2 separate regions of the Homo sapiens genome follow, and region 2 is linked to region 1. A link is a contact called in ENCODE Hi-C or POLR2A ChIA-PET data. All regions are on one chromosome and are shown on one strand. The core of a region is the stretch at or near the end of the contact, and the rest is flanking DNA. Distances in the headings are between cores, read along the strand shown. Region 1 has its middle 20 kb from the start of CEBPB-AS1. Region 2 holds the start of PELATON (plaque enriched lncRNA in atherosclerotic and inflammatory bowel macrophage regulation).

Region 1 (6,540 bases), core at 2,561-5,060:
TGTCGGTGAATCTTAACCAGAAATAAGTTCAGAACGATGAGGCAGGCTTGTTAACAGTGCAGATTTCTGGGACTGCTCCAAACCACTGGAAGCAGAGGCTTCACTGGAGGAACCCTGGAGAGGAAAGACTCAGAGGAGGAAGCTGTGGCAAAATGGTGAACAGTCAGGCTAAGTGTTCAAGCTGTGCCCCTGGCTTGCAGGACTCCCGGGGGCTGCCCAGGGCTGGGCCCTGCCCCCCATCTCCTCTGCAGCTCCCTTTCACTCTGTTCTTGCAGTGAGGCTTCAGAAACATCCAGGGATTGAATAAAAGGGGATCTATCCAATACAATAAAAGGAATAATGAAGTTGAAAAACCAATAATGGGGAAGCAGAGGCAAAGAGCAACAATAGAACAAGTCCAGGTTTCCACAGACCTTGTTATTACTCAGTAGCAAGACTGGACTCGAACCCCCATCTTCTAACTCTTGGGCCAGAAGTTTTCTACTGAATTCTACCCCACCCTGGTCCAGGCTCCTGTCAGCTACTGGTCCATTTATCTATCCACCCACCCAATTTTCCACCCACCCACCTACCCACCCATCCATCTCTCCTCCATCTCAGTGCTGCTCACATCACCACCCAGCCATCCAACCATCCATCCGTCTACCCATCTCTCTGCTCGTAGACAAAATCACCCACCCTTCACCCTCCATCCAGTAGTCACTGAGCACCTGCTATGTGCCCAGTGCCATTCTAAGAGCTGAGGACACAGCCACCCATACAACAGATGGGTTCCTGTCCAGGGAACTTAGCACCTATGGGAGAGACAGACCACAGATTGTAATCACACATAAACAGAGCCCAAATGGGGGTCCTGCCTGTGGACCACACACAGAGATTGAGGGGAGCTGGTGGGGAGCCCGGAAAGGCCTGCCCTCCCAGTCGGGACACTGTGTGCCTGCCCCCAACCAGTTCCTCCTCCCATTCGCCTGCCCACCACCTCCCCACCTCCAGCTCATCTGAGGTCACTGAGCCCTCCATGGGGCGAGTCCCAAGTAGGCAGGTCCCCTCAGGTATCACCCAACCCACCAGGAATCCCATTAAAACTTAGCAGGTCACTCCAGCCAGGTGTGGTGGCTCATATCTGTAATCCCAGCACTTCGGAAGGTCAAGGCAGGAGGATCGATCACTTGAGCCCAGGAGGTAGAGGCTTCAATGTGCTATGATTGTGCCTCTGCACTCCAGCCTAAGTGACATAGCAAGGCCCTGTGTCAAAAAAAAAGCTTAGCGGTCACTCATCCAAAACCCACACATACTCTGCTACTTATTGAGTGCTTACTGTGTACCAGACCACAGGCTGCATACTTTCCACCAACTGCTTCATTTTGTTCTCTCCTCCCCTTGGCCGACATCACCCACCCTGTAACCCTAGGAGGAAGAAGTCAGGCATATCCCCGCCCTGCTCAGAACCCCACCCACCCCTGCCACACACACACACCACCTCCCAGCTCCCATCCTACTTCTCTCCCCATCACTCACAATGGCACCTCCCCTACTGGCCTCCTTGCGGTCCCTTGAACATAGACAGCATGGTCCCATCTCAGAGCCTTTGCACTTGCCATGCCATTCCCTCTTTCCCCAGAGACCTCATGGCTCCCCCGCCCCACCCCACCCAATAGCACCTTCCCTCAGCCAGGCATTCCCTGACCTCTGTGGTTAAGTGAAACATCCTTCTCTTCCTCACACTCACGCACTCTCTCTCTGATTCTCTCCCTCTTGCATGCACACACACAAACACACACACACTCTCCTCTCCCTCCCCTTCTTTATTTTCCTCCCTAGCACTCATCATCGGACCACCTGTATCCCCCACCCCAATAATGGACCCGCCATGAAGGTGGGGCTTGGGGCCGCCTTATTCTCTTCTGTATCCCCGGGCTTAGCACAGCACCTGGTGTGTGGTGTGTGCTCATCAAAGTCATTCCTGGAGCACATCTTTGAGAGTCTTTTGTGTGCCAGGCTGTGAGTTGCAGACACAGCACAGAACAAGATGGAAACATCGTGGCAAGTAGGATCAGAGGCCCTGGGTCTAGGAACCTTACCCAGCCACTTCCCGGTTGTGGAACCTCAGGAAAATATCGGAGGCCTGAGGGGTAGCTGATCCCACCGGCCAGCTAGACCCTCCCAACATCCTTGTGACATCCACAGTGTGATAATTCTCTGGAAAGTGCTGGGCTCAGTGCGTGTTGCTACCTTATGGTTGATTGTCCATGCTCTTACCGGTTTCACAAGCAAACTCCAATTGACCAAAAATCACCCCAGTGGAACCCCTCAATTAACCAAATTGGGGTTTGGGGGAGGAGGGTTTTTTTTGTTTTTCTTCCCCTTTGCTTCCGTCAGTCCATTTACTAGCTGTTTATTTACCGGGCACCAAGTGTGTGAACATCATGGAGTCCCCGCTTACAGAAAGGTCTCAGAGTCAAGGAAAGAGATGGACTAGAAATATGGGGCAGAGGCAAAGTCACAGGAGACGTCCTTATCAAGTGGGAAGACCTTGCCACCTTCCAAAGGAGGAAACTGGCAAACGCACCATGTGGACGGCTCTCAAGAACATCACGGAAGGACAGGAACAAGTCCCATTGAGATGGCTGGTGTGAGGTCGCCAAGGCATTAAAAAGAACGATCATCCGGAAATGCAAATGAAACCACAATGAGATATTACTACACACATGGCCAAATAGCTCATATTAAAAAGACTGACCTCTCCAGGTGTACTCAGAATCAAGGGATGGGGCCAGGCATGGTGGCTTACGCCTGTAATCCCAGCACTTTGGGAGGCTGAGGCAGGCAGATCACTTGAAGTCAGGAGTTCGAGACCAGCCCGGATACCTGGCAAAACCCCATCTCTTCTAAAAATACAACAACAAAAAAATTAGCCGGGTGTGGTGACACACACCTGTAGTCCCAGGTACTCAGAAGGCTGAGGCAGGAGAATCGCTTGAACCCAGGAGGCGGAGGTTGCAGTGAGCTGAGATGGTGCCACCTCACTCCAGCCTGAGCAACAGAGTAAGACTCCATCTGAAAAAAAAAAAAAAAAAAAAAAAAGGAGCGAGATGGGCCAGAAATATGGAGGACAGCAGTAGCGAAATGCTTTGGAAACTGTTTGGAAATATGCAGAAACTCAACACACGTGAATGATGTGTCCAGTGATGATGCCTCGGGTATAAACTTGATAGAAACAAGAGCTGGCATCCACCAAATGACACAAACAAGAGCTGGGTGCAGTGGCTCATAGCCATGATCCCAGCTACTCGGGAGGCTGAGATGAGAGGATCACTTGAGCCCAGGAGTTCAAGGCTGCAGTGAGCTGTGATAGCACCAATGCACTCCAGCCTTGGCAACAAAGCAGGATCCCAACTCGTAAAATAAAATAAAAAAAAGAAAAAGAAAAAAGACACAAAGAAGAATGTCCATGGCAGCTTTATTCACAACAACCAAAACCTTGAAATAACCCAACTGTCTACCAACAGTAGACTGGACTATGGTATAGTCACACAGTGGACAGTGGAACACAACACAGTAGTGAGAATGAAGCTGTACAGTACTGCATAGAGGAACTTTAAAAGTTTAACTGAGCAAAAGAAGCCAGACACAAAAGCAAATACTCTGAATGATTCCATTGATATGAAGTTGTAGAACAGGCAAAACAATGTAATCTGTTAGAAGTCAGGAGAGCAGTTGTCCTAGACAGAAACATTTTTCAGTGATTAAAAATGTTTGTTCTGTTTCAGGCCAGGTGTGGTAGTTCACACCTGTAATACCAGCACTTTGGGAGGCCAAGGCAGGTGGATCATCTGAAGTTAGGAGTTCAAGACCAGCCTGGCCAACATGGTGAAACCCTGTCTCTACTAAAAATACAAAAATTAGCCGGGCAGTAGTGGTGCACACCTGTAATCCCAGCTACTCAGGGGGCTGAGGCAGGAGAATCGCTTGAGCCTGCGAGACAGAGGTTGTGGTGAGCCGAGATCTCGCCACTGCACTCCAGTCTACAGTGACAGAGTGAGACCCTGTCTCAAAAAAAAAAAAAAAGTTCTGCTTTTTTATCCAAGTGCTGCTCACACTGGTGTGTTCAGGTGGTAAAAATGTATCTTCTGTACCCTGCTTAGACTTCTGTAAAAGTTCACATTTTAAAAGATATAACAGAAAGAAAGGAAGGAAGGAAAAGCCACATTCACACAGAGATGAAAGAAATGCATACACAAAGATCTGGAAGTTCAAACCCCAAAATTATAAAACCACGCTGACAGAGTGAAAAGGAGCCAGCCCTGGCCAGATGGTCCAGAACTGACTTCAGCTTGATTGGAAATGTTATCATGTGTTAAGAGAATGGATACCTGTATTACTATTATCAATTTAAATCAAAATTTCTTAGTAAAAAGGCAAAAAGACAGCCAGCCACGGTGGTTCACGCCTATAATCCCAGCACTTTGGGATCAAGCAGGAGGATCACTTGAGCCCAGGGGTTTGAGGCTGCAAAGAGCTATGATTGTGCCACTGTACTCCAGCCTGGGCAACATAGCAAGACTCAGTCTCTTTATTTATTTATTTATTTATTTATTAAGTTCCGGGGTACATGAGCAGGATGTGCAGGTTTGTTACATAGGTAAACATGTGCCATGGTGGTTTGCTGCACCCATCAACCCATCACCTGGGTTGGATGTATTAGCTCTTTCCTCTAATGCCCTGTCTCCTTGTGTCTTAAAAAATTTTTTTAATAAAAAAAATTTAGGGCAAAAAGAGAGGCCAGCCAGGGAATCAAAGAGCAAGTTGTAGCTACTGAGAACCTCCTCTGTGCTCCAGGGGCACACACGTAGGCATGCCTAGCCCTTACTTGCCCAAGTTTCCCACTGATAGAATCTGAGGGCCAGAAGACCAAGGTTCACCCATTGTTTCTCTGTGGCCTGGCACAATGCACTTCCTCCCGTTTCCCAGGTAAGGAAACTGAGGTCAGTGAGGTTAACGATGAGGACAACTGCCCTCAAAGAGTGTTCCTGAGCACTCAGGAGACAACTCAGGTGAAAGTACTAGGTGACCATGCCGGATGCCACAGTACAGCCAGGACTGGCCACATCAAGATGCAGGGCCCTCGTTCACAAATCATTAAGAATTTCAAGGCCAGGTGCGGCAGCTCATGCTTGTAATACCAACACTGTGGGAGAGTAAGGCAGGAGGGTTGTTTGAGCCCAAGAGTTTAAGACCAACCAGAGCAACATAGAGAGACTCCTCCCTACTCCAATATCTACAAAAAATAAAATTTTAAAAATTACCAGGGCTGGGGGCAGTGGCTCATGCCTCCAACCCCTGAGCTTTGGGAAGCTGAGGCGGGCGGACTGCCTGAGGTCAGGAGTTCGAGGTCAGCCTGGCCAACATGGTGAAACCCCGTCTCTACTAAAAGTATAAAAAATTAGCCAGGCGTGGTGGCAGGCGCCTGTAATCCCAGCTACTTGGGAGGCTAAGACAGGAGAATCACTTGAACCCAGGAGGCGGAGGTTGCAGTGAGCCAAGACCGTGCCATTGCACTCCAGCCTGGGCAAGAACAAAACTCCGTCTCAAAATAAATAAATAAATAAAAATAAAAATTGCTGCGCACAGTGGCTCATGCCTGTAACCCAACACTCTGGGAGGCCGAGGTGGGCAGATTATTTGACGTCAGGAGTTCAAGACGCAGCCTGGCCAACATGGTGAAACCCCATCTATACTAAAGATATAAAAATTGGCCAGGCATGGTGGCTCACGCCTGTAATCCCAGCACTTTGGGAGGACAAGGCGGGTGGATCATAAGGTCAAGAGATCAAGACCATCCTGGCCAATACGGTGAAACCCTGTCTCTACTAAAAATACAAAAATTAGCTGGGCATGGTGGCACTCACCTGTAGTCCCAGCTACTCAGGAGGCTGAGGCAGGAGAATCACTTAGAACCTGGGAGGTGGAGTTTGCAGTGAGCCGAGATCTTGCCACTGCACTCCAGCCTGGTGACAGAGTGAGACTCTGTCTCAAAAAAAAACAAAAAAAAAAAAAAAAAAAAAATATATATATATATATATATATATATATATATATATATATATATATGTATAAAATTAGCCAGGCGTGGTGATGGGTGTCTGAAATCCCAGCTATTCAGGAGGCAAGAGAATCGCTTGAGCCCAGGAGGCAGAGGTTGCAGTGAGCAGAGATGGCGCCACTGCACTCCAGCCCGGGCAACAGAGTGAGACTCTGTCTCAAAAAATAAAAATAAAAATAAATAAAAATTACCCGGGCATGGTGGCATGTGCATGTAATCCCAGATAATCAGGAGGCTGAGGCGGGAGGATCACTTGAGCTTGGGAGGTTGAGGCTGCAGTGAGTCATGATCACACCACTGCACTCCAGCCTGGACAACAGAGCAAGACTCTATCTAAAAAAAAGAAGAGAGAGAGAATTTCAAGATGACAACAGCAGACCTGTAAACCAAGTGGGGGCCCTTCCAAACAAGGGGCTCTGTGGAATTGCCTAGATGGT
Region 2 (5,822 bases), core at 3,180-5,679, 56 kb before region 1:
GAAGAAGCTGGTGCTGCTGGCTCAGATCCTCCCAAGAACCCCTCTGCCTTTGGCATAGAGACTGGGCTGCTTTCACTGGGAGCCTGTCCAGCCCCCACCTCACCTTCCTCTCCACATCTGCCCCTCACTGCGAACTGTCCGCCACGTGGAGCTGCGAGCCTATTAGCCTCTCCTACTCTGCTCCATTTCACAGCAGGGCCCTTGCATGTGCTGTGTCCACTTGCTGGAATATTCGTTCCTCCCTTTCTCATCTGCCTGGCCTCTACTCACCCTTCAGTTCCCAGCTCAGCTTCTAGGAAGCTTTCCCGAACACCCTAACCACATCAACCTCCTTCCCCCTTTACTGACCCTCAGATCACCTTGTACTTGTCACAGCCACAAATTGACATTTTGAAGGGTGTTCATGTCCCCCACCGGCCTGGGAGCTTCTTGTAGGCAGGGATCATTGTCACCCCCAGCTCAGTGGGTGCTTCATTGTGTGTTGAATGAATGAATGAATGAATGAATGTTGAAGAATGAACGAAGGGGACAGGCAAGTCACTTCCCCCAGACAACCTCACCAGACACATCCTGCTCGAGCCTTTGGGTCCTGCCCTGCCCAGACTCCCTTCTCCAGGCTGGCTGTTTCTGCCACGACATTTCTGGTCCTCAAAATGCCCCCTCCCTCATCTCTCGCCTCACTTTCCCAGATGGAGACCAAAGGGACAGACCTCGATCGTGGGCTTTCAAACTGGGTTCCACTGAGCCTGGTGGTATTCTAAGGACAGACCCTCGGGTCACCTGGAGAAGTGGTAAAGGTGGGGGGCCCCCACTCCTTATACCTACCAGGACAGCATCCCCTTGATCTTTTTTGTATTCAGGGCGGCCACCGCGCAGGCGCTTTAACTAACGAGAATTCACCTGCACACACTCAGCAAAAAGAACAAATACAGCCTTGGAGAGAGAAGAGCCAATTGCCAGGTGGCTGTATCGGGAGAGCGAGATGTGGGCTGGTGGATCCCCCCAGGCCGAGTCTGCTGGGTGCGATTCCAGCTTTAACGCAGACCTGTTGCTACGATGTGGTCCTTGAACGCAGGCCACAGGGTGGCCCCATGAGACCCAGCTGAAGCGGCCATGGGATTACGCAGGCGGAATCTATGGAGAGACCGTACATCCGCCTCGGTTGGAGGGGCCACGTCCTTCCTGCGGAATCCCCAAGGGGAAGTTGGCCGTGGTGGATTGCCACCTTGCCAGACAGCTCGGGTGCTTGCGCCTGAGTGAGGCAGGCCATCGCTTGGGGTCCTCTGTTTGAACAATAGGCACCACAGCTCAGGAAAAGGGGAAACAAAAACAATAACCATCGGACAAGATACCCCCAAAGGGAACACCGAGCATGGACCAAAAGTTCCTAAATTCCATTCCTTGCAACTGTCTCCTTCCAGACTCCTGGAGGTTCTGTGATACGGAAAGAAGGTTCCAGGCTCCAGTGCCCATTGCTCTGGGCATGATGGAGGCTCGGAGCTGCTCTCCCCACCACTGGGACACCCACCGTCATCCAGGCAGTGATCCTGGAAGAGGAAAGGTGGTGACCTCAGCCCAGGGGTCACCTTGGGACCCAGACACCATCCCTATGGACTGCATCTGTGGGAGGACCCACGGAGCCCGGCGCCAGCTGCTGCGTTCTGCGCACTGCCCTGTGCTGGCCCCATGCTGAATAAGACACAGTCCCCACTTGCCGAAGCTGACCTTTGGCAGGTGTGGTAGGGGTGGGCAGGGCTACTTTCAGGGATGGTCTGGGAGGCCTCTCTGAGGTGCACAGGCCCGAGTGAGGGGATGGGGCTGATCATGGAAAGATCCAGAAAAAGAGCACCCAGGAGAGGTGGGGCAAAGCTCTATGTGTTCTAGCAGGAGGAGGGAGGTCACTGCGGGCAGGGAAGAGGGGAGGGGAGGTGGGGAGGGGGAAGGCCATGCAGGGCTGTCCTTGGGACCAGAGCAGGGACTGTCTTTCTCTCTGAGGGAGGTAGGAGTAGGGTTTGGAGTGAGGCAATGGTGTGACCTGACTTGGGTTCCAACAGGAGCCCTCTGGCTGAGTGTGGAGGGCTGTGTGGGGTGGGTGGGGAGTCCAGGGCGGAGATTCTGCCCAGGCAGGCGAGCAATGACCAGACAGAGGAGGGAAGACTTGTCGAGTTCTGGATTCAGTCCACAGGCAGAGCCGATGGAATTTGCTGAGGATTGAATGTTGGGGTTAGAGAGAGAGGAGTTAAGGACAACTCTGGGGTCTGAGGCCTGGCCCACTGGGTGGGTGGCAGTGCTGTCTTCTCAGCTGGGAAAGACATCCATGTCTCCCAGTGGGGTGCGCCCCTGGGACACCCATGGACAGACTGACAGAGCCCGCATAAAGGCACGAGGGACCCCGCACAGCTGAGCTCACGGGGCAAGGGTCAGATGAAGGCAGGAGAGGGGTCGTTTTCAAGGCCCAAGGAGGAACGGGCAGGGAAGTAAGAGGAGAACCAGCGAGACCAGCAAGCCGCCATCAAGAGGCTGGGGAAGACTGTGCTCAAGGAGGGGGCAGTTACCCAGGGGGCAGACGCTGCCAAGAGGACCAGCCAGAGAAGGCCGAGCAAACCCAGGCCCACTGTGCCACTTAGGCCGTCAGTGAGACTCCAGCTGGTGGCCAGCCCAGCCGTGCCCCCATCACCTTCGGAGCCCACATCTCTTTGGAGCAGCCAGACAGGCTGAACCCTAATTGGCCTGAGTCAGCCACGGGAATTCCTTTCTGGTTCAAATGTGGACATGTGAGCCCATCATTCCATGAGACACCAGGGGACATCCACTGGGACATGTAAGAAAAATTGTTGGCTGGGCACGGTGGCTCACGCCTGTAATCCTAGCACTTTTGGGAGGCTGAGGTGGGTGGATCACCTGAAGTCAGGAGTTTGAGACCAGCCTGGCCAACATGGTGAAAATTCATCTCTACTAAAAATACAAAAAATTAGCTGGGAGTGGTGGCCCACGCCTGTAATCCCAGCTATGTGGGAGGCTGAGGTAGGAGAATCGCTTGAACCCAGGAGGCGGAGGTTGCAGTAAGCCGAGATCGTGCCATTGCACTCCAGCCTGGGCAACAGAGCAAGACTCTGTCTCAAAAAAAAAAAAAAAAAAAAAAGTGAGATCCTGGAGGAGAAAGTCCCCTTTTCTGTTCATCTCTTCCTAGTTAGGATGTGATCATGTGGGACGTGATGTCTTGAGCCACAGCAGGCACTGGGGCCCATGAAGAAAGAGAAGTGAAGAGATGCCTACCTAGAGCGCAGGGAGCCTGCCCTGGAACACTGGAATGGCCCCACGTTAGACTTCATGTTATAAGATTTAATTAATATTTTTACTGTTGCAGTCATAGAAGATGGCCTAATTGGGGCAAGAGGAAACATAGGAATGAACCTGAGACAGGGGAGAAAATGGAGAGAGGAGGGATGAGAGCTGGAAGGGGGTCAGAAACACCCAAGCACGGGGTTCAGATGCACAGCAGGCTCCCTAAGTGTGAGTTGCTGTTTCTGCAAACAGGAGTTGTTCCCTGAGCACCTACTCTCTACCAGGTACATTTCCAAGCCCTGGGTGTCCATCAAGTCCTTTAATCCTCCCAGCAGTGCCAGGGAGGCTTCATCTGCTCCCCACATCTCTGCTTCCCCCGCCCCATGTTCAGATTCTAAAAAACCAAAAGGGCTCCCTCTAATTCATCTCGCCCCCAGAGAGCACTGACTCCCCACGGTGTCCCACTGAGCCCCACTGAGTCCAGTCCACCTCAACTTTCCTGCCTCTGGGAACAGGGTACCCACCCTCTGAGGGCCCCACTTCCCAAAGTTCTTTGTCCTGGCACAGCAGGTGCTGAGTAGCTCCCTGGACCTCTGTTTCCGCATCTGTAAAAAGCCACTAATCCTAATTGCACCTCCTAGGCTGATTGTGATGACCCAGGAAGGACCCTTGACCCAGTGTCTGGCCTGTAGTAGGGCTCGGTAAGCGTGAAATCTGATTATTGCCCATTATATTTATGGTTATACACAGGGCTGGCCCTGCCTCCTGCTGGAGCCGTGGGTCTGTCCAGGTTGAGAAGCTGAGGTGCTTGGAGCGTCCCCAGATCCCAAACAGGGAGCTGGAGTAGGAGGCGGGAGCATGAAGTCTCCTGGGCCCCGCCCGCCACCTCGCCCTGCCGCCCCTGCTCAGCAGCCGCCCCGCCCTGCCACCTTGGTCTCTGAGAACCCATTGTTCCTACCTGGCTCTGCTCCAGGGTCCTGGCCTTGCCACTTTCCTCTAGGATCCCCCGCCACCCCCGGGGCTTGGGCCTCCCCGCGGGGTCCTAAATTGGGTGCCAGATGTGGCAGCTGTCCAGCAATGGGAACAGGAGCTGGAACCCCAGCTCTGCCACATCCCAGCTGTGTGACCTTGGGCGCTTCCCCTCTCTGAGCCTCAGCTTCCTTGTTGGTTAAATGGGATGACGGGACCTCACAGGGCTGTCATGAGGGTTTCGTGAGCCCAGGATGGCAGAGTGCCCAGCATGTGGTAGGGCTCGGGAACATTCATCCTAATTTCTCTGCTCCTCACGGGCCTAGAGGAAGAGCCAGGAACATCAGAGGCAGTGGCCAGAGTGGGTAGAGCACTGGAAGGGGAGTCTAAGGCCAGGGTCCCGGCTCCAACCCTGCTGTGTGACCTCGGGCAGGCTGTGGGTATCTCTGGGCCCCAGAATGAGGGAAAGAAGTAGCTGGGATCCTCCTTCCTCCCCAGGAAGCAAAGCAGAGGGGTGGTGCCAAGTTTTCTTTTCATTTTTTTTATTTTCAGCACAAAGGGCTCAAATGGAAAGCAGCTGCAGAGACAGAGAATCCGATTGTGAAGGCACCCGAGACTCCAGGCAGGCGGAAGAGGCAGCGTCTTGGGTGCTGGGCTGGGTAACAGAGGCCAGGGTATTGACCAGAAACTCCAACAAGCAGGGGACAGCTTGGGGGGTGGGGGGTTGTCTCCCACCCCTTCTTCAGGGTGCTGGCCTAGGAGACAGGGACCCCGCCTCGGGCATCTCCTGCTTAACCTCAGTTTCTGTGTCCAGACATGGGCAGGCCATCCTGACTCTCTTAGCCTTGGTTTCCATCTCCAAAATGTGTCCAGTAGTGGCACCTTCCTTCTAGGGAGGGGTTGTGTGGTTAAGGTCTCGGGGCGGGCTCCTCAGTCAAACAGGCTTGGCTTTGATCCTGCCTCTGCCTCTCACTAACTGTGTGACCTGGAGTAAGCCACCTCCCCTCCCTGTGCCTTGATTTTCCCATCTGTGAAATGGAAACAATAATAGAACTAATCTGCTGGGGAGATGAACTGAGAAGACTCAGCCTGGTGCCTGGAGCAGAGTAAAGACTAATGATTATTGTTGTCTTTCTTTTTGGAGGCAGAGTCTCACTGTGTTGCCCAGCCTGGAGTGCAGTGGCAGTGGCGCGATCTCGGCTCACTACAAGCTCCACCTCCCAGGTTCAATCATTGACCCTCCAGCCTCAGCCTCCCGAGAAGCTAGGACTATAGGCTCACACCACCAGGCCCAGCTAATTTTTTGTATTTTTAGTAGAGACCAGGTTTCACCATGTTGACCAGGCTGGTCTTGAACTCCTGGCCTGAAGTGATCTGCCTGCCTTAGCCTCCCAAATTGCTGGGATTCCAGGTGTGAGTCACCGCGTCCAGGCATCTTTCTTATTATTATTATCCCAGGAGCTCCACCTGCTAAGGCCCCAGCCTCAGAAAGCCTCCCTTCCCCTGAGTGCTGGTTCATCTCAACAATTTCCTCACATATTTCTTGAGCAGCAACTATACCGGTCTTG

The links. Hi-C counts contacts between places; a loop is a spot of excess contacts on that map. ChIA-PET counts read pairs that join two places held with the same protein, here RNA polymerase II (POLR2A). Pooled maps may share reads with other maps.
Region 2: a map of left ventricle myocardium superior shows a loop between it and region 1 (2.7-fold over the local background). The contact joins the promoter of PELATON here to the enhancer-like site in region 1. A Hi-C loop is called at or near these places in 14 of 168 maps with a recorded cell type or tissue (CD14-positive monocyte, Right ventricle myocardium inferior, cardiac septum and 10 more) and 11 of 50 pooled maps. POLR2A ChIA-PET finds 5 or more read pairs at or near these places in 4 of 52 experiments (CD4-positive, alpha-beta T cell, Caco-2, HepG2 and 1 more).

The regions. Positions count from the first base shown.
Region 1 is chr20:50,208,866-50,215,405 of GRCh38, reverse strand. No RefSeq gene overlaps it. Among named protein-coding and RNA genes, the nearest start is that of CEBPB-AS1, 20 kb to the right of the region's middle. Within about 2 kb of position 3,810, at least 2 of the 41 ENCODE cell types and tissues checked have a DNase peak (open chromatin) inside an H3K27ac peak, as active enhancers do.
Region 2 is chr20:50,266,085-50,271,906 of GRCh38, reverse strand. PELATON (plaque enriched lncRNA in atherosclerotic and inflammatory bowel macrophage regulation) reads right to left here and starts at 4,429. Exons shown (of 4, transcript NR_170992.1): 1 at 4,244-4,429.